2 separate regions of the Homo sapiens genome follow, and region 1 is linked to region 2. Evidence: chromatin loops called from intact Hi-C (ENCODE). Cell type or tissue: B cell. All regions are shown on one strand. Links, peaks and the distances in the headings refer to the core of each region. The heading gives the core; the rest is flanking DNA.

What was found. Hi-C counts contacts between places; a loop is a spot of excess contacts. Peaks named below come from ENCODE experiments on the same cell type or tissue, not always from the same donor. Only the 100,000 strongest peaks of a DNase experiment are listed, where the experiment ranks them.
Region 1: a loop joins it to region 2, with 10 times the contacts of the local background. A loop is called at or near these places in 3 of 110 quality-filtered maps.

The regions. Positions count from the first base shown.
Region 1 is chr16:88,426,809-88,437,427 of GRCh38, reverse strand. It overlaps ZNF469 (zinc finger protein 469), which reads right to left. Exons shown (of 3, transcript NM_001367624.2): 3 at 1-10,083. The coding sequence starts at 9,957. It overlaps LOC112268182 (a long non-coding RNA gene), which reads left to right and starts at 7,066. Exons shown (of 3, transcript XR_007065178.1): 1 at 7,066-7,156; 2 at 7,306-7,464. RefSeq lists an enhancer at 3,924-4,424 and a silencer at 6,673-6,832. In B cell, for the core only: no CTCF peak of the experiment used is centred there; DNase peaks (open chromatin) are centred at 6,637, 8,137 and 8,937; H3K4me3 peaks cover 1,836 bases; H3K27ac peaks cover 1,400 bases.
Region 2 is chr16:88,020,516-88,031,134 of GRCh38, reverse strand. It overlaps BANP (BTG3 associated nuclear protein), which reads right to left. Exons shown (of 14, transcript NM_001386991.1): 8 at 3,485-3,652. Among named protein-coding and RNA genes, the nearest start is that of BANP, 74 kb to the right of the region's middle. RefSeq lists enhancers at 3-504, 3,425-3,995 and a silencer at 6,272-6,518. In B cell, for the core only: a CTCF peak has its summit at 6,371 (motif pointing left); a DNase peak (open chromatin) is centred at 6,404.

The DNA of each region.
Region 1 (10,619 bases), core at 1,846-9,845, 410 kb before region 2:
CCCGCCGGCCCAGGGGTCGGGGGACGGGCTGGGGGTCGTCCTGGGGGGGCCCGGGCTGCCGGCGTCAGCCAGGGCGGTGGCAGAGGCGCTGTCTGGGGTCGCGGCCCCGTCTGGGTTGCTGGGGGTGCTGCGTGCCCGGGGTTTCGCCCTCTCGCCCGGGCTGTCTTTCTTGGCTTCTCCCTCTTGCCCCCACGGGTCTCCCGGGCTCCCGGCGGCCTTGCCGGCGGAGCGCTTGCCCCTGTGGTGTTTGGGCGCGGGTTCCGTGATGCTGTTCAGAAGGTGGGCGACAGCGCTGCTGCCCTCCAGGCCTCCGGGCAGGTCCCCCAAGGACCTCCGCGCCTGCCCCCTGCGGGCGAAGCGGACCGCGTGCTCACGCAGGTGCTCGTTGTACATCCAGACGTCGGCCACCTCCTTCAGGCACATGCCGCACGCCCAGGGCCCGGCCTTGCTCTGCGCGTGCCTCTCCTGCAGGTGCCCCCGCAGCAGCTCCCGCGAGCCAAACCTGCGCTCCACGCACATGTAGCAGGTGGGCGGCGGCGCGGGCGTGTGGGCCAGCTTGTGCAGGTCCAGCTCGCCCAGGCTGCGGAAGCGCTGGAAGCACACTTTGCACTTGTAGGAGGCCCGCCTGCCCTTGGCCGGCCGGCCTCTGCCTTGGGCCCTCCCTGCCCCTGCAGCCTCCTCTGTCCTTCGGCTCTGTGGCCCCTGTGAGCTCGCCGTGCCCTCGAAGTCTAAGAAGCTGGGGCCGGGGAGACCCACGGGGTCTTCAAAGGGTCCCAGAAAGCACAGGTCTTGCATCTCAAACTTGGTGCTGAGCACCTCAAAGTCCGTGGCACGGAGCGGCAGCAGGTGGGTGTTCCCGGGAAGCCCACCGTCACAGCGTTCTCTCTCCAGGCTGGGGGGCTCGGGGCTCACATCTCCGAGAGAAGAGGAGGAGTCATCGGCAGGGGCCGGCATCTCCAGGCCTCGCCAAGCCGCTGGGACCATGTGCAGCTCAGGAATGGCCTCCGGCCGATCGTCCTCGGGGCAGTGGGAGGGCAGCTTCTCTGCACCAGCTTCCCTGCTGGGCTCCAGGGCCCACAGGCTGAGGCCGGGGGCCCAGGGGTCAATGCCAGGCACCCTGCTATTGAGGAACCCATCCAGGAGGAAGGACTCGGGCAGACCTGCGGGATCCTCGTCCTCCCACGGGTCCTCATGGCAGAGGCAGAGGGAGCTGGAGTCGCTGAGGTCCGTGGGCAGGCGGGCTGGGCCCAGCGTGGGGTCACCGCCCTCCTCAAAGCTGGGCTGGGTTGGCAGCGGGAGCACCGGCTTCTCACAGCGCTTCCCGTAGACATGCGGGTTCCTCTTTCTAGTCAAGCGACCGCCTGGAGGGAAGAGCTGGGAGAAAGAGACCTCATCATCAAACAAGCTTGGAGGATCCTTGGCACTGGAGCCAGAGGCATCAGGAGTGGGGCCTTCAGGCCCCTGGACTCCACCCTGGGTGTCTGGGTTGTCCGGGAGGCCCTGGAGGCAGCTGCTGGTGGTGCTGTCCGCCGGAGAGCTGGAAGTCTCGGGAAAACCCAGGGGGCCCAAGGGGGGCGTGTTCTCCTCCCAGACACCTTCCTCTGATCGGCTGTGGGCCCTGCTGCTGTCCTCCGCAGGCTCGCTCCCAGACTCTTTGCACACACCCAACGCCTTGGTCTCTCTTGGTCCCCAGAACCCCCTTGCCGAGGCTCCCTTCTGCCCAGTTGGCTGTTCCCCCAGAGCTGCACCATCCATCCTCCCTGGACACAGCATCCGATCTCCAGGTGGCTTCTGGGCCCCAGTCTCCCCTGCACACAGAGCCTCCTGGTCAGTCTCCGCTGCACCCTCCATCACCCCAGGTCCCAGAGTGGCCAAGCGAGGCGGCTGCTCCCCGTCAGCCTCAGGCCCTCCTTCCACAGAGAGGCAGTGGCTCGGAGAGGCTGCGTAACTGGCCATTGCAGGGGATGGTCTGGAGCCGCGCCCATCTGAAATCACATCAGCAGAGACTGGAAGAATGCTCTCCTCCCGGAGCCTTCTCCCTCTCAGCTTTCCCCTTTTCTTATTTGACTTCCCCTCTGAGTGGCTAGGAGAGTCCACGGTGGGCTCTCGGCGCCACCTCCGGCCTTCTCTTTTTTCTGCCTGTTTGGGATGCAGCTCATCTTCCCTGGCCTGGTCTGGTCTGGGCTTGGAGGCCGGAGTCTTCACATCTACCTCATGCTCAGTAGGGCTTGGAGGGTGCAGCTGCTGGCTGTGTGGGGACCCCGGTGCTCTGAGAACCTCCTTTGAGCCCTGGGCAGGCGGTGGCTGGGTGACGTGGCTGGGGTCTCCCCGTGAGTGATTTGGTCTCTCCTTCCCAGACACCCTGTGGCTTTTCTTCCTGGGCGGCTGGCACTTTTGGGCTAGGGGCTCTAGAGGCTGCTGAGCAGGCAAGGCCGCTGGGCTCGGCTCCGCGGGGGCTCCCGGGTGTGGCCGGTGCTTCCTGGCCTTGTGCCGGCTCAGGCCCGGCCCGGAGCGGAAGGAGGCTGCGCAGACCTCACAGGTCACAGGCCCATGTGGAGCTTGGCCCTTCCACTGGCCGTTCTCTGTAGATGCAGGCTTCTTTTTATAGCCACGGGACCTCTGTTTGAGGTCTTGGGGGCCGAGGGGGTCCCCCTGGGGAGTCTGGTGGGAGGCATTTCTGTGGCTTTGGGGGGAGTCAGACTGGAAGTCACTGGCTGTGCTGCTTGGGGCTGTGGTTCTTCCCAAGCCCAGTCCTGTGGAAGGGCAGGTGACCCTGGGCATCTTGGTAGCACCAGAGCGCCCGGTCTCAGGGGTCCCTGGGTCCTCCGGCTCCTTGCTGCTGGTCCCCATCTCACCTTCCAGGCAGGCGGGGGAGTCCGGCCCTGCACCCTGTAGCGTGGGAGGCTCAGTGGGCACAGCTGTGACAGCCTGGCCCTCCCTGTGGCCGAGGCGGGCAGTATTGCTTGGAGAATACGAGGAGTGGCCCCTGGGCATCCTGTCAGGGTTGGTGTGGGGCGGGGCTCCCCTGCTCTGGGGGTCTGGCCCTGGGAGTCCCCTGCCTGCCTGTGCCTCATCTCCGGTGGGAGTGCTGGACAGGCCAGTAGCCCTGACGGCCACGCTGGGGGAGACGGCCCCTGCCAGAGGAGGAGAGGTGGCTCGGCCAGGAGACTCCCACAGCTTCTCTTTTCTGGAATCCTCTGGAATTCTTAAAGTGCTGTCTTTGGGGGTGTCCCCACTGTGAGTGCAGGTTACAGCACTGACGGAGCCAGGAGGCCAGGAGGAAGGGTCTTCCAGGGGGCTGCCCTCCCCCTGGAGAAGGCAACCAGCCAGGGCTTCCTTGGGATCGCAGGGGCTTGTTGTCAAAGACGGGGGAGCCACCGGGGAATCCTCAGCCCCAGTATCTGTCGTGGCTTGGACGCCATCTGCCTCTTCCAGAGGTGCCCAGGCAGGAGAACAGGCCAGCAGCTGCTGGGGGCCGGGAGGGTCCCTGCAGGACGGAGATGCTGGCAGCTGCCCCCCCAGCCCACCTTGGGCCCTGGAAGGCGAGGTAAGTGGGTCTTCACGGGGCAGGGGCCCAAGGCTGCAGGGCATGTGGGCGGCTGAAGTGGGTGAGGGGGCGCAGGCGGCCAGGTCCCCGACAGAGGGTGCTGGGCTATCCCCTGTGGCCAGCAGTGGCTTGTTCAGGCCGGGGCTGGACGCCCTCTCTGGAGTCCGGCCCTCAGATCCACTTCGGCTGTGGGCTGCTGTCAAGGCCAGCGCCAGGGACTCCCTATTAGGGGACGGGGGGCTTGGGGTGGGCTCGGCCTCCTCCTGAAGGCTCATGGCTGCCCTGCTTCCCTTGCATTTCTCTAGCAGGACTGCACCCTCGGTGGGGCCGGTCAGCGCTGTTTTGGGACTGGCATTGACTGAGGCGTGGTTGTCCGTGCCCCCTGGGCTCACCCCGTTCTCTGGCTGAAGCTGGTTGGCTGTGCCTTGGCCCTGGGTTTTCTCGGCTTGGCCAAGCAAGCCCCAATGTCCATCTGCCTCCAGCCCCAGCTGATGTCCGGCCACTGCAGGGAGAGTTGTCACCTGCACACCCCCTGGGGAGCCCTGGGCGGGGCCACAGGCCACCTTCCCTCCTTCCACAGTGCCCCCTTCCAGACCTGAGGGGTTCACTCGTGGAGGGCTCTGGGCAGCAGGTGTCAGCTCCTGCAAGCCCAGGATGCCATCTTTACTCTTAGCCACTCCAGGCCCTGGGAGCTGGAGCTGACGTATGGGGGGGCTCAAAGCTGGGTCCTGGGACCTCCTGCTAGGGTGGGTGTTGGATACACAGGCGGGACTTGGCACAGGGACCAACCAAGCCTCCCTGCCCCGGGGGGCAGTCAGTGAGGAGGCCCCCGCCGGTGCAAACTCATTACCCTCAAAGCCAGGCCTCCCTGCCGTGGGGTGGAGGTGCCCACCTGCTCTGCCTGCAGAATGTCCCTGGGCAGCATGGCTGGGACTGGCACCAAAAGGCCAGGTGGCATCCAGAGGTGGAGCCCCGTCACCCTGAAATGCCAAGTCAGGGGCCAGATGGACAGCAGGGCTGCCAAAAGCTTCTGGAGCAGGGGCCCCTCGGTGGGGCTGGTCTGCTGTGCCGGGCTCTGGGAGGAACCCTCCTCTCTGTTCACAGGGAAGCAGCCGCAGGGAGTCTTCACTTTCTTGTGAGCTGGCGGCCTCCTTATTCTTAGGAAATGAAAGTTCCTGGTCGGGGCTGCACTTTGCTAAACTCCCGGCATCCAGCTGTGGGCCAGGCTGCTTGCTGGGCTCAGGCAGGCAGACATCTTGGGGGGGCCTGCTGTCTCCTTCTGCCTGGCAAAGTCCAGTCTTGGAGGCTCCGGCTTTCTGCACTGGCTGAAAATGGAAGTTGGCTCCCCTGGGGCTGAAAGGAGCCCCAGAAACCAGGTCTTCCTGGGCACAGGGGAGAAGGGCTGCATGTCCCGGATGGAAGGAGGCTGGGCAGGGCCACGTCCCCCCAGGCCTCCCCTGAACCGCTTCCACGGTGGCCACAGCCGATTCCGCACCCTCCCGATGTGCAGTGGATTCTCCAACGCGCGTGAGGTCAGCTGCCGAGAACGTGTCCTCGTGGGGCACGGTGGCCTGGCAGGTGCGCCGTTGGGAGGGTGGCTCTGTGCCTGTGCCGAGCTCCACCCTGCCCACCGACTCAGCTTCTGCAAGCTCTCTCGGGGCCCCACGTGTGTCTTTGCTCCTTTGCAGCTGACTTTCTAATTCGGTGACCAATTTCTGGATCTCCAGTTCATCCTCGGACAGGTGACTCATAAGAGCAACGCTACATCCACTCCCCTTCCCAGGCAAAGATGGGGCGGCGCCGGGAACCACTGTCCGTTCAGGGGGACACGTCTTACTGAGCACCTTTCCCCCCGAGAGATCAGGAAAATGGCTAGGCAGCATCGGGGATACTTCCTCAAGCAGCAAAAAAGAGGGGTACGGTGGATCTGACGGCACCGTCTTCTGGGGAGGGTCGGCACATGCGAACGGCAGACCGGAGTCCCTGTTCGCAGACAGGCTGCCATAGAGGGGTGGGTCGAATCTGTCCACCGGCAGGTCTGGGAAGAGGGATGAGGACTCCAAGGTCGGTGGCGATGCAGCCCTGCCTGGCTCCGTCTCAGCGGTGCCAGGTGGGCTCCTTGGCAGCTGTGGCTCGAGGGAACCGGCATCCTCGCCGTCCTGGCAAAGGCAGGAGCTGCTGGCCGGCGGGGCATCCCTGGCTGAGGGCTTGGGGTGCAGTTCTTCCAGGAAACAGCCAGCCAGGTCTTTGGGTCCGAGGAACAACTCACTGTGGGGGCTGCTGTAGGGCTGAGGCCCCTTTTTGGCAACTGGAACCCCCAAGGGGTCTCTGTTAAAACCAGCAGGGTCACAGCCAAAACTGGAGATCTTTGAAGACAGAACACTGGGTTTGGGGCAGGCGGTACTTGAGGGGTTAGCCACGGGTGCCAGAAATTCTCCAGGCTGGCGGGCAGGGGGGTCCTTGCTGTTGTGGGAGACTGGGGCCTGTGTGCCCCCAGGACCACCCAGCAGGCTGCCCACACCTGGCGTTGGCGAGCTTCCGTGGGGCGCCGTGTTGGCGAGGCTTCCCGACGGCTTGGGGGTGCCGGTGTCATGTCTGCTGGGCGGCGGCTGCTCTGGTATCAGGAGACCGGGGCTTGCTCCCATTTCTCCCGCACAGGCGGCTGGAGGAGAACGCAAAGCCTCTGTGAATTCTGTGCTGTCCGGGGCTGACTCTTCGGCAGTTTCAGGCTCCTTGGCCTCCTGGGGAAAGTCCAGCGACGGGCGGGTTTCCTCTGAGGTCTCGGTGTTGGTGGGGACCTGCAGGGGATCCTTGGGGGCCACTGAGGGGCGATCAGCACACTTGGGGCCTCCCTCCCTGGCGGCCGCTCCCGTCTCCAGGCTTCGAGACGGGCCACGGGCCTGAGGGCTCCTGCCGGGGCCCGGGCGAGACCCGCCCGGCTCCTCGGGGTTCGCGGGGGCTCCGTCCCCGCCGGCTTCCTGCCTCGCCGCCTTCCGGGGTTTCTGTGGCTCATCCTCTCTGGGACCCTGGGTCAGCTCCACTTCCTTCCTCTTCTCGCCTCGGCCCCGCCGGCCTCTGAAGCCGGGGCCCCGCGGCGGAGGCTGCTCGTCCTCCTCGGACTCCGAGGCGAAGTCGTACTCGCGGAGCCTGCGGTCCTCAGCTCCGGGCCGGGGCCTCCCCGCCGCCAGGGAGCCGCACCTGCCCGCCCGCCGCCCCAGCCGCCGGTGGCGCCTGTTCTTCTGCTGCACGATCTTCAGAATGAGCTCCTTGCCCCAGGCGCCGCCCCGAGCCTTCCTCTTCCTGGGGTCCTTCCTGGGGGGCAGCCGGCGGCGCCGGGAGCTGCGGGTCTCCTCGGGGAGGGCGGCGGCTCTCGGGACCCGGGGCGCGGGGTCTGCGCGGCTCCCGGGGGCCTGCGTTCTAGGGCGCCGGGGACGGGGTGGGGGCCGCTCCCCGAGACCGTCGTTCCTCCGGGGCCTCAGGCCGGAGGCTCTGCCGCCGCCGCCCGACCCCGACCCCTCTGCTGCGCCGCCCGAGTCCAGATCCTTCCGGAACAGCTTCAACTGCTTCCCCCTCCTCTGCTGCCTGCCCTGGCTGGGCGCATCCGCCTCGGTGGGGGCCAGACCCAGGGAACGCGTTTTGGGCCTGCCTCGGGCTGGGCAGCCCCTGTCCCCAGGGCGGGGGGTTTGGGGGTCCGGCGTGGCTGCTGGGAGCGGGGGCGGAGCTTTGCTCTCTGGAGTCACCCCCGCCTTGCTCTTAAGGGGGTGTCCGGAGCTGGGACCTCTGGGGCCGGAAGGCTCCTCGTCCGCGAAGACGTCGATGAAGCTGCTGTCGATCTCCGGGTTGTCCGACTGGTACTCCATGCCGTTGAGCGCCTCTGTGATGAGGCTGTCCAGCTTGGCGTCATCCTCCATGTCCAGGTCCGAGGCAGGGAGCGGGAAGGGGGTGGCGGCCAGGCTGGGCAGGAAGCCTGTCCTCAGGGGGTCGTCTTTGCCCTCGGCCTGGGCGTCCCCAGCTAACAGGAAGGTCTTCGCGTGGCTGAGCAAGCCCGCGTGTGCGTCGGCAGGGACTCTGGGGGCAGCGGGGGGCGAGGGGAGCCCAGGGGGGCCTGGAGACCGCTGGTGGCCATCCTTGGCCCTGGCCAGGAGCAGGCCACAGAACTGCCGGTGGGCCAGGAAGGCCGCCAGGCTGCTGTAGTTGCGGTCACACTGCCTGCAGGTCAGCAGCACGTCCAGCTGGTCCAGGCTGGCGCTGCTGAGGGAGAAGTGGTGTGTGGGGTACGGAGGCGGCGCACGGGGGAAGCCCTGCAGCCCTCCCCGACCCACCTCGGGGCCCTCGTGGGGGAATGGGGTCTCCTCCAGGCACTGGAAGGCACCCTCGGCTCCCAGCCCATCTGCGGGAAAAGGGAAGGCCTTGGCTGGCTCTGGCTGGTAGTGGGTGGGGAGGGAGTGGGGGGGCTCCGGGGACGGGAAGGGGCTGCCCGTCTCCTGGGGGTGAGTGGGTGGGTGGAAGAAGGCCGAGGGCCCGAGGGGGCCGGGGAGCTGGCTTTCCTCTGAGCTGGGGTTGGCTGGGCTGCTGGACATCGGCGACAGGGAAGAGCAGGTGCTGCCGGCCGTGTTGGTGGCCGGTGACGGCAGTGGGGACTCGCTGGGGGAGGCTCCCACTACCCTCGGTGGGGGCAGGCTGGGTGTCCCGTGGGGTGAAACCTGGGGCTGGGCCACCCCGAAGAACAGGGGCTGAGCCCCAGGGTCTGTCATTCCGTTGTAGGTGAACAGTGCTGGGGAGCCGCCCTGGCTGCTTCTCACGGCTGGCAGCTTCTCTCTGGGTCCCGGTGTCTTGCCAGCAGTGCCCAGGGCTCCTTGGCTGCCCCCCTGCCACTCGGGGCCCCCCGCGGGGAAAGGCAGCCGGCTCAGCATCTCCATTCCGTGGGGACTTGGCCGGGCGGTCGGGAGCACTTGGGGCCAAGGCAGGGGGGCACTCTGGGGGAGGCAGAGCCGCTGGCCTGGGCTGGGCTGGCCGTTAAAGAACATACTCCTGGTGGCAGCCAGGGGGCCCCCAGGAGGTGTGGGGTAAGGGGCTGCTGTGGGGTCCCACAGCTGGGGCAGCCTGGCGGGTGGGGGCCCTGGGGCGGCCAGCTCGGTGTCCGGAGGCCCCGGGCTGGTGTCCACCCCACTGGCTCTGTACGCCTGCCCTGGAAAGTGCCTCTGGGGTAGGGAGCTAGGGGGCCCTCTCGTGCTCCCCAGCCCATCCTGGGCTGAAGGTGGTCTTTCGGGAAGGATTTTGGTCAGGCTCTTGTGTAAACTGTCAGAGAAGGGTCTCGGGGCCGAGTGAGCAGCTCCAGGGGAAGAGAGGGCACCACTGAGGTCGCTGTGGCGGTTCAGGCCACCTGGCTGGCCCTGGTAGCAGGGCAGGGGTGAGGGCGCAGGCTGGGTGGGCAGCGGGTAGGCAGGGCCCGTGCCCACGGCCTCCTCCGGCCACGCTCCCTGGGGCTGATGGAAGGCAAACACCAGTGGCCCATTGGTGAATGCGTGCCCAGCCACATCCGCAGGGAAGGGTTTTGTGCTGGCCCCATGCAGTGCCGGGAAGGGGAACTGGAAGGAAACTCCCCTGGGGCTGCCGCCGGGCCTGCTGCCTTTGGGAATAGGTTCCGGCTCGGCGGGGGGAACCCCGAAATTAGCACCTGGGAAGCTATTCTCAGCAGCGGGAGGCCAGGAGTCGGCCCCACTGGCCTGGTATTCGGGATAGGAACCGGGCTGGAGGGGGCTGGTGCCCCTGCTCTGGGGGGGCCCCGGGGCTGGGGGCCTGGGGGTGGCGCTTGGTGAGGTATAGTTGGTGGAGGTAAAGCTGGAGGGTGGCTCCTGGAAGCACCTGTGGAAGCCAAGCTCTTCGGCGGCGGGTTGGGCCTCAGTCCTTGGGAGGCCCGGCCTGAGTGGAGCTCCAGTCCCAGGGCCCTGGGGGGTGTCCACCTCAGGGAGCTGGGCAGCCTCCAGCTGTGGGTTCTCTGGTGTCTCGTCCAGGGTGGGCTTGGTCCTCGAGCTGGCGATGCCCAGAATGTAGCGCTGTGGGGGGCTGCCCTCTGCCCTGCCCGCCAGCCTTGAGGGAGCCTGCAAGGGGCTTCTCCCCGGTGGGGTCTGGGGGCTGCCCCTCTTCCCAGGGGTGCTGCTCGGGGCCTGGCCTCTCAGGGATGGGGGCTTGAGCTCCCCGTCCCTGGCCTGCCTTGGCTGGGCCTCGGGGAGCTCCATGGCCTGGGCCTGGCCGCCAGCCTCCCTGGCACCCTTGGTGGTCCTGGTAGCTGGGGTGTTGTCCTCCAGTGGCGGCTGGGAGGGGTGCCCCGGGCTGCTGGCAACTTGGCGGGGCTGCAGGTCTCCAGTCATGGTGGGGGGCGGCGCTCCTCGGGGGCGCTCCCCAGGCATGGCCCCTCCGTCCTGGCGCTAGGACGACGCAGCTGTCCGAGGGGGGCCCTGGGGAGTGGGCTGGACGGCCATCCTCAGCCCTCGATGGGCCCCAGGGAAGCCTGCGCTCATGGTCCTGAGTGGAGCCTGGAAGGAAAGGTCAGGGGTGAGTGGGGCAGAGGGGCTGGGTGGCCCTCGCCTAGACAGGGAGCTTCTAGGCTCTCCATGCGGGTGTGGCCGGGCCAGAAGCAGAAGAGGCTGCGTGCAGCCATCACAGAAGCTCCGCGCTTAGAAGGGATGCTCGGCTCAGCCCCTACCTAGAAGCAGGAAGGGAGAGGGCATCCCGCCAGATGGAACAGGGACCCTTCCCTGTCTTAGGGAGAAGAGGGGCGGTGGAGCGCAGAGATTGAGTGGAGGGGGAGGGAGGGGGAGCTTTCTGGGGTGTGAGGAGGCCGCTTACAGGCTCAGAGCAGTCCTCGGCCAGGCTGTGGAGAGGACAGGCACCTGTGTGGGGCACAAGCTCTCAGCCTGCAGGAACTGCCCCAGGGCAGGGTCCTGGCAGCGTCCAGGAGGGCCCAGGTGGATGCTTACACCTGCCATGGGGAGGGCCTTGAGGCAGGAGGCTGCGTTGCAGGACATAGGGGACTGAGGCAGCAGAGGCTCAACCTGAACCTCTCAGGGCC
Region 2 (10,619 bases), core at 1,489-9,488:
TCCTGTCTGCCTGAGCAGTTACGGAGCACTCACCACCACAGGTCCTCGAGCAAGCCTTGTGCACCCCAGGAAGAAAATGACAAAATCCCAGCTGGGCTGAAGCCCACCTCCGCGGAGCTGCTGTTCCTCCACTGACCCTCTTAGCACCTACAAAACCAGCCTAATTCTTTACTTATGCGCTACTTCTCCAGGCATCTAAGCATTATCAAACCTTGTGAAATCTCCATTTCTAACCGTTTCCCCAAAGACAACGGTTTCCAGCCCACTGCCACCATGACAGTCTGTCCCTGGACAGCTTCTCCCAGCAGCTCCAAAACACTCCACTGGGGCCACAGGGCAGACAAGCAAAGAATGGGTGTGCTCCAGAGTGCACCTTGCAACCACAAGGGCTCCGAGGAAGCTCCTGCCTACCAGCGCAGCCAGCAAAACACTCGGCTTCACACGCTGTTGCACCACCGTCTACTCCTGTGCAAATGCTCTGAGTCTACATTTCCAGCTGTGACATTTCAGCTCATTAAATGTACTCTTTCAAGATTCTGGTATCCTAATGACGCAGGCCAACATATCTGGCAGTCGTCAGGTTATATAACAGCAGCTTCTTGCTCACTAAGGTCCTGGCAAGTCATTTAACTTGGGTTTTCATTCCCCATTGGATGAAGCAGACCGCTAACCTTACCAAATGCACGTACCCGAAACACATGGAAGGCAAGCCTGGCAACAACTCTCCTCACTCTTCGAGTCTAGGAGTTCCATACGGTTCTTTTTTATGTCTTCTATTTCTCTCCTTGCTATGTTCCTTTTTTCCTTTAAATTCTTGAATGTAATTTTAATAGATTTCAATGTCCTGGTCAGTTAATTCCAGACAGGGTCCCTTCCTATTTGCTGATTTTCTGATCATAGGTCACAATCTCCTGCTTCCTGCTACTCTGGACTAGATACTGGAGATTGTGAATTTTACTTTGTTGGGTGTCTAGGTTTTGTTGTCTTTCTTTTAAAAGTGTTGTTACTTGTGGTTCAATGTGATCTTTCTCAGGCTGTCTTAAGCTCTGCCTTTATTCTAGGGATAGTTTAGCCTGCCAGTAGGCATGGCCTGCTAGTGCAGCGACTGATCACTGAGGACTCCGGCCAGTGGGAATCCAACCACCACCCAGCCTGGGGTGAGCTTAGGAGCCATTGAGCTCATGCCTGCCTTGGAGTCCCCCAAACACCCAAGAAGGCCCCCGTGTAACCCTCTGCTCTTAGGAACTTGATTCCACAACTTTCTGCTGCCTCAGCCTCTCTCAACTCCAACCCATCTCCTCCATGCAGTGATGCAGGTGTCTCTGCCCGGTATCTCCCTGTCCCCTCCTCTCATGTTCCTTCTCTCAGGATCACGGTCCTGTGCTGTTGCTTGTCTAACGTCTTAGGACAGCCGATTCACAGACACAAATTTTGTCCAGATTTCAATGGCAAGAGAATTCAATCTGGTTCCTGCTAGTGTGCCTGACAGAAACCTCCTCTCCTTGACTTTTTTTTTTTTTTTTTGAGACGGAGTCTTGCTCTGTAGCCCAGGCTGGAGTGCAGTGGTGTGATCTCGGCTCACTGCAAGCTCCGCCTCCCAGGTTCACGCCATTCTCCTGCCTCAGCCTCCCGAGTAGCTGGGACTACAGGCGCCAGCCACCACGCCCGGCTAATTTTTTTGACACTTTTAGTAGAGACGGGGTTTCACCGTGTTAGCCAGGATGGTCTCGATCTCCTGACCTCATGATCTGCCCGCCTTGGCCTCCCAAAGTGCTGGGATTACATGCGTGAGCCACAGCACCCGGCTTTTTTTTTTTTTTTTTTTTTTGAGATACAGTCTCGCTCTGTCACCCAGGCTACAGTGTGGTGGCATAGTCTCAGCTCACTGCAACCTCTGCCTCCTGGATTCAAGCAATTCTCCTGCCTCAACCTCCCAAGTAGCTGGGATTAGAGGCATGCGCCACCACACCTGGCTAATTTTTGTATTTTTAGTAGAGACGGGGTTTCACCATGTTGTCCAGGCTGGTCTCAAACTGCTGACCTCAGGTGATCAGTTTGCCTCAGCCTCCCAAAGTGCTGGGATTACAGGCATGAGCCACCACGCCTGGGCTCCCTGACTTTTAAACATTTTTTACAACTATAAAACTAATGCAGTGCTTATTGGAAATAACTGAGAAACTACAATGAAAGACAAAGGGAAAAATAAAAATTATCCTACTACCTAGAGACAGGCACTGTAAAAATGATCACACATAAATTTTTAATCAACTTCCACATATACCTATATATTTGCAATAAAAATGGTATCATGCCATAAGTATAGTCCTCACATCGCTCTCTGCTGCCTAGCTATGAATATTCAAGAGCAGAATTCAAGTCATGCGCAATATTCCTACAGCCGCATTTCAATAGCCACAGGTTACGCTGCTACATGGTATTTCAGTGAATGCCCTTAACCCACACCCCAGGACTGCTACCTCTCTCAAGTCCCAAGGCAGAATTCCTCATTGTAGTAGAAAGGCCTAGAATAGAAGAGCTTCTTCAACACAGGTCACTCAATAAAGCGCTGCTTTAGGGACACAACTTGTGTGGCCCACTACAGGCAGCCACCTCCCATCCTCAAGCCCCTGGGCAGCAGCTGAGGCCGAGTATCTGATAACTACCAAAACAGCCCGAGAAAACCACTTCCTGAAGTCCGGTTCAGAAAGAACCAGGCCCCGGGAGAACTCCAGGTGATCTGGTCTGCAACTCCCAGGACTTCCAGAACAAAGGGTTCCCGCCAACAAAGACTCCACTGAATAGGAGAGCTGGCCCTGCCCACGGCTGCCCTCGCATCCTGACCCCAGCCCCAGTCACAGCTCAAGTTCCAAGAGTCGCTGCCAATGCAGCTACTGTGGGGAGCTTTAAGAGAATAGTTTTCATTCAAATACTTACTAAAATATTTTGAGATGTCTTGGGTGAAAGGCAGTATCAAGTCACATTGTCATTCCTAGTGAAAATTCTCCAAGGAGAACAATCCCCCCAGCGATGCCTGAGAGGCAACTCAAAGAGAACTGTTTCCATTATCTTGTGGATAAATCCAACTAAGGCCATGAACTCAAAGCAAAAATAAAGCATAATTCAGAATCCACCCCACTTCTTCACCCGGAGTCACCCGGCAAATCGTGAGAATACAACGGCCGGCAGCCCCACGCAAAGGCCTCGGCCTCCTTGCCCCCATCCAGAAGACTTCCGGGAGGCCCAACAGGCCCTCTGTCCCTCACGGAGGAGCCTGGAGCAGGCCCGAGGCTGTCCGTGTGAAGGGCGCACGGGGCCAGGCACAGGTCCTGCGGCTCCACTGCTCCGTGCGCACCGCGCAAGCCTCTGGCCTCGGCTCCCGGCCACTGGTGGAGCCGCTGGCCACGCACTGGCTGCCCCTGAGGGTGCCACCAGGCCAGCTGCCCCGAGCGGGGGAGGGCGGCCTCTCCTGCAGCACGAGGCCTACCTGAAGGGCAGTAGGAGGACGAGTTGGGCGTTCTCCGCGAGAAGCTCTTGACCGCCAGGCTCTGGCCCCGCTGCTTGCGCCGCCACGCCGTGCGGCACTTGGAGTCGATGCTCTGCTTGATTCGGTACCAGTCGGATTCTGTGATGCCAAATTTATAGAAAAGGTGACCTGGAAGGACACATCCAAGGAGAAGCGGTGAGGCCTGTTCGGGACAGCCACCAGGAGCTGCCTGGCTGCAGGGCCGGGGCCCGCTGAAGAGGCCTCACCCAGGCACCCCAGCCCGCCAGGCCGGCCCCGTCTTCCTGCAAGGGTCTGGAAAGGCCCACTGCACAGAAGGTGCTTAGCTGGCCCACAGGCGGGGCTCCCCACGAGATATAAATGCTCACTAAGGTGTCATGACACACTCTTTCCATTTACTTAACTTCTCGATCCCTCTGACTCGGTCGGCCCACACCAGGTGCACACTTGGGGCTCTCACAAGATTCCCAGACCTTCCACGCCCCAACTTCCCTCTGCCCTGAGCTCACAGCAGCACCCAAGGTCCTGAATGCCCAGAGGGTGAGATCAGGGACCTCAACAATTGGATCAGAACTCGCTGGTCCTCTGCCTACTCGGGCCTGCTCGGCCACCGCCTTCCCTTCCTTCATGTCCTGGCTTCACCATCCCCCTGGATAACCACCTGGCCCTCCCGCCCTCCTGGGCTCCCACCCTCCTCCCACTTGTTTTGTCAGAGCACTGACCACCTTCCGGCATTTGGAGAATTCATGTGTGTATTGTTACTCTGTCCCCCTCACAAACACAGTTTCGAAAATTCAGGTGTGTATTGTTACTGTTCCCCTCGCAAACACAGTTTGGAGAATTCATGTATGTATTGTTACTCTGTTCCCCTGGTAAACACGGTTTGGAGAATTGAAGTATGTATTTTTGTTACTCTGTCCCCCTCATAAACACAGTTTGGAGAATTCAAGTTATGTATTGTTACTCTGTCCCCCTCACAAACACAGTTTGGAGAATTCATGTATGTATTGTTACTCTGTTCCCCTGGTAAACACAGTTTGGAGAATTCACGCATGTATTGTTATTCTGTTCCCCTCGCAAACACAGTTTGGAGAATTCATGTATGCACTGTTACTCTGTCCCCCTCATAAACACAGGGGCCTTTGTTGTGTCCACCCATGGGGGTCAGGCACCCAGAACATTCTGGCGCACAGTGGCTGCTCCTGTGTAAATAGTGATGACAACGGACTGCAAGACACCCTCCCATCGCTGCTCAGGTCCGGGGCTTGCTTATGTCATTCCCGACGCCTCTCTATCGTGCCTTCTCAACTAGAGTACAAACTCCTTACGGGCAGGGCCTGTGTCCTCATCCCTGGAGTCCCTATACCACAAGCCGAGTGGGCACAACCTACTCTCACTGTGGGGCCAAAGCCAGGTGCATCGTCTTCCTGGGGCTCACCGTGCACACGCAGAGAACTGTCCTGGGACCCCCAGTTCTCTACCACCTGCGCTACGGAGAGCTCTCAGCACGCCCTGAGCAGCATCCAGAGATGCCCTGTATTCAACAGGGAGAAAACTGAGGATCCGAAGGCCACGGCGGAGCAGGTGACAGGAGGGAGCCAGCGCCCCACTGCACGCCCGGCCACTTCCCACTAGGCCACAGGACCCCATCCCTGTAGCGATGACGAATGTGGGCATGATGGGAAGGGCTCTTCAATGCAGTGGCCTCTCTAGCTGGCTCATGCAACTTCACTAATTTACAGGAAAATACATGGATGGAATCCAAAATTGTAGTAATAAAAAGATTAAGCTGAAAAGTGTCCCGTTTCAACTACCAAGAGCCTCAAGTTCGGACTCTACTGCCCAAACCCTAAAAATCTGTTCCCATTGAGACTAAAATGGTGGAAATAATTAAAACAGAGGAAGAAGTGTTTGGGTTTTTTTAAGTACTCGATTAGGTATCAAAAGTCCCTCGGGTTTTGGAAACATGCCTCTTGACTTTCTTATCAGTAGATACTTGAGACACGTTTAGAATCTCTGTATAATCACAACCAACCTGTCTGTGCTGCAGACAAAAAGAAACCAGTCAGGACGGTGGGATTTGTAGGATGAGAGGGAAGAACACCCTAAAGTGGTTTCGGCAGCACATTTTCATCCTCATGCATAAAGAAGCCATACAGGAAGCAGCCGCCCTTTGGCTTCCAATTTTCGGGTCATCTCTAAAATACTCCAAGTCACCCTCGAATCTTGGCTGGGTGACTCGGGCGCCTCAGGAAGCCCCAGGCTGAGCAACTTTAGTGACTCACAGAGGAACCCAGCCGCTGGCTGTGGTCATGGGGGAACCCAACCATTAAAATCACTAGGAAATCCTTACAGGAGAGCCCAGCTGCTGCCAGAGGTTGCACCATAGTTACCGGAAAACCCAGCTTTCAAACTGCACTTCAATAGTTTCATGAGAGCCCAGCTACTGATTTTAGATACAAAGCAGCCCAGCTGCTGCCACCGGGAGGGCAAGAAAGAAACAGCCATCCCACCAGCAGGAAAACATCTTTGGAGCACGAGTCGATAAAAAGAAACATCCTCAGAACCGCCCTCCTGTGACCCTCCCACCTTCACACTCCAGGAGAAAAATTCCATAGACTTTGAAGGATGAATGAGTCCATACAAAATTTAAAAACGGGTTAGTAACAGGAAAGAAGATAAATCTAAAACACCCAGGTGTATAGGTAAGAGAAATGGGTGAAAACATTCACATTTAAATTCAACTTTGTAAAAATCAAGTTGCCAGTTCAAACCCTGACTCACACTTATTAAATAAAAAATATATATTCATCTGGTTACCCGCCACCGAGTTTCCATTGTCCTCAGACATCAAATTATCTAATTCCTTCCGTCTGCGCTCCAGGCCCCAGCCTGGGCGAATGCCCCCTGCCGGCCACAAAGGAGATCCAGAGAACGGACCAGCCGCCCAAGTGCTGCCCGCAGAGTGCAGTGGGTGAGGAGGGCGAGGATCTGAACATGCACTTACGGGTGCAGGCGCCGCCCGCAGATGCTACTGGACAGCAGCTGGGGCAAGCGCCCACGTCTGGGCAGCCCTCAGGGCTCGGATTCCTTTACCTTTTCTGACAGCACTGAGCAGCCGCACTTAACAGGGAGCGGGAAAAATCCTATCATGATGGGATCAAAAGATCACCTTGAATTTAACTGCCATTTTCCACTTTAAGCATTTGATCTCATGTTATTTGACAGACATTTTTTTTTAAAAGCCTCATGAAGTAGGAATGTCACTACTCTCATCACTTTGGTTTTGAGGCAAAAGCCAGAAAAAGGAGAAGTGATGTGTCCAAGTCCAATTACTAGTTAGGAGTGAGCACCGGCCTTAAAGTGCAAGCTTCCTGGGCCCACCAGGTGAAGAAGCAGCGGCCCTCACTGGATCCTGAGAACCCATGAGAGGTGCTCGGGGAGACGGGAAGAACACGCACAGCCCCGCACACGTGACTCTGCTGTCCTGAGCTCCCTCAGCCCAAGGCACCTGCAGCCCCTGCTCTGGGAGGCCTAGTCGGACTTCAATCGAGGCAGAAGTCTCCCCTGCAGCAGCGCCCAGGACACAAGGAGAACAGAAGTGCTCGGCATCCGGCTGCTGAGGCTCACGGGATCCCCACAGCGTGGCGTCACCTGGGAGCAGAACACCCTGTCTGGCCTCAGTCCCTGCTTTCCCCAGCCATATCCCCACACTACACCAACCGAGGCCCCTCAAGGCCGGGACGGGATTGCCTTCCAGGCTCAGCCAGGCAGCATCCCTGCCACAGTGCACGCCTCTATTTTCCTGGCGAGCTGTTCTGCAGTCCCCAAAGAGCTAAAGAGTCTCCACTACACCGTTAGCTGCCTTCCCACTTTCCAGAACCCCCGTTACTGACTCTGGTGGTTCAAATCATAAGCCGATTCCCAGCTCTCCATCTGTGGGGCCATGAGAGGCACTGTGGGAAGCGAGATGAGAGAGCCAGGAGGGCTTGTCATCTTGTGCCTTGGTGGGTGGCATGGGGCTTTATCAGTCACAAAGGAATGAAGAGCCCCACCTGCTAACACACTCTCATGTGCAAGGGAAGGCACCACAAAACCGAGTGCCAACAACTGATTTCTTCAAATTACAGACTCGACGTGACAGCGCTGCCTAGAAAAACAAAAGGCCTCTGCCCGATGGAAGCCAGCTGACATGCTCCCTCCCGGGGGAAGCATACACAGCTCACGCCCCATGCACCTCAAACGTCCAGCCTCCAGGCCAAGCCGGCCACCTTCTTCAAGCCTGCTGACTCACTCCTTTATGAGAAAAAATGATGGAGAGACACCTGTCCTCAGTCTGTTAGCCAGAGAGCCCCTCACAGCCACCTGCAGGACCACCTCCAGGTCACAGCTTCTGGGTGACCTGCTGAGAAGGAGGCTCTGCTCACTTTTCTGCCTGAAGCCCACACTGACCACACCTTCCTCCCAGCTCTCAGTCACCGTGAGGCGCTCAATGTCCCAAGATACACAGACAAACACCCACCCCTGCATGGAGTCCACATTCTGCCTTAAGGACACATATAGGGCAGCCTCACCATTTCACCTCACAGAGAACCTGGAGAAGAGACAGCACCTGACCACCCGTGTCCTGTGTCCTGGGCTGAACAGTGTCCCCACAAAACTCACGTCCTGGTCCAGGACCCCAGAATGTGACCTGACTGGGAACTAGGGTCTCTGCAGATGTGATTCATTAGGTTGTAATGAGGTCATCCTGCAGGAGAGGGAGCTCCAAATCCAGTGACTGTCCTCATAAGGAGAGGGACACAGAGGGAGACATGGGGGGAAGACAGCCGAGGGGGATGCGGCCAGAGACTGGAGGGATGCGGCCACCACCAGAAGCTGGGAGAGGGAAAGGGCCTTCTCAGGCAGCGTGGCCCTGCCCACACCTTCATCCCAGGCATCTGGCCTCCAAACCTGCACGAGAACACAAGCCTGTGTTCTAAGCCAGCCAGGCTGTGAGCTTTGTCCCCGCGGCCACAGGAACCTGAGGCACCCTGCAAGACACAACGGGGCCAGGTCGCACACCTGCACTCACAGGGACAGGTGTGGGTGAAGTGGCCCCCGCTGCTTCCCACTAGGTACCACCACCTGGGGCTTGGAGTGAATGATTTGAAAAGAACTACAATCATCTGACAGGTCAACCCTGAAAGCATAACTTTTTACCTTGTGCAAATGAATCCAGTCTTTCCGTAACTGCTAGGAGGTCTCATGGGGATCGGCCATCCACAGCAGCATTCTTTAGATCAGACGAGATCGGGTGTGTTCAGGGTGGCACGGCCTTAGACAGCATTCTTTAGAAAAGCCCTCAGATCCGGGGTCACCGGCTTGGATGCAGAGTCCAAGCAGAGGCGTGAGCGAGCCGTGGATAGAAATCCTAAGAACTAAACCAATTTCTCTTCATAGAGAAAACAGGCGAATGCTGCTGTCCTGAGAGCACATTCCTTAGGAAAATGCTCCAAGGTTTTCCAAGTTGCAATAATATGCTACTTTTGCATAAAACACACAAATTTGGTTAGCTGCCCAAATTCGGGGGGTCCACCAATCCTTGGGAACCCTAAGAAAGCCAACACCCCAAAAAGCAAATTTCTCTCTCTCCCTCTTTCAATAACCTCATTTCCTCATTTTGAGAAGGTGGTACTTAGAGACTTTACCTACTGTGTGTTTCAAAATGTAGACTTTTTTCTCCAGAAAAAGAAAGAAAATCTTTCTGCTGACAAATAAGGAGAAACTTAAATCAAAATCTTCTCCCTCGTGAGCTGCCTGGGTTGAGTGAGGACAGCCGCAGGCCTCTGACTGCTGAGGCTACAGGCGTCACTGCGGGCTCTGAAGCAACAGCAGAGAGTAAGGTGGGGCAATGCGGCCAATTCCACTCCTGCCGCTGTTCAAGCTGGGGCCTGGGAGGTTTGCTCCATGCATTTATTTCATTTGTTTTGGTTTTTTGGGCAACAATCAGCAATAAGAATGAAACTGGGCCACAGGAAGAAAAGGTAAAGCCATGCTTTTTACGTTTCAGCAATTCCGTCTAAGCACGAGCCACGCAGGCACGCCTAGCCTGAGGCGGGGGAGAAGGCACAGCCCTGGTCCATACGCAGCAGTTGCTCCAGGCCCCTCCACACGGCCCTGTGGACAGGCCAGCCTTCCTCATGCAAAGTCACCCTGAAGGTCAGCCACACCATGACCTTCCCAAAGCTCGGCTCTAGAGACCAGAATTCACTGGGCATCTCCAAGGGGCCGGGCACTGTGAGCAAGCCCAGGAGCCCCACCCCGGAGGGACTTCCAGCAGAATGACGGTGCTAGCGGACGCCCCTGCCAGGGGACCGTGCTCCAGAGCCCAGCTCAGAGCCTGGGGAGGCCGGGCCAGTGGGCCCCAAGCCATGAGGTTCAGCAGCCTGGTGAACACAGCCAATGACCTCAGCTGTCTGGAGGATGGCCCCGAAGCCAGCGGGCCCAGGGGAGAGGGTGGTGGCCCATGCCAGGCTCCCACTCCCCTCTCCGGCCTCCAGACCCCCATCGAGGTTGGCAGCACTTCCCAAGCAAGGAGAAGCTCAGCAGAGAAGGTCAACTCATAGCCACAACACGCAAGGAATCGCAGCCTGCCCCATTCTGCCCCATACAGTGCCTTCCACCGCCCTACATGGACTCCCTGAATACAGACACAGCCACCCCACCGCCATGGACTCTGCTCTGAGTATCGCCCTGCCATGCCCCTGTCACCTCACTGGAACATTCCCTGTGCTCGATTAATAAAAGAATTGCAGCCAATGCCCTGAAAGCCCGAATCCTTAGCCTGACAATCCAAGGCACCGTCTCCAAGGCAGAGCCAGCCGGCCTCCAGCTTCACATCCAAGGCCCCTGTCTTCTCCCCCGAGGAGCAGGGACTCCTCACCTGGGAACAGGGCCCAGCCCCGAATGCCACTGCCCCACACAGCACAGCACGCTCATCCCACACACCACCATCCTCTCCAAAGAGCACCCACTCCTCTCTGTCCAGGCTGCGCCTCCAACCTGTAGCCCAGCCTGACACTCCTGCGACACCCCACAATGCCACCTCTCAGGTTGCAGACGTTTCTATCTACCT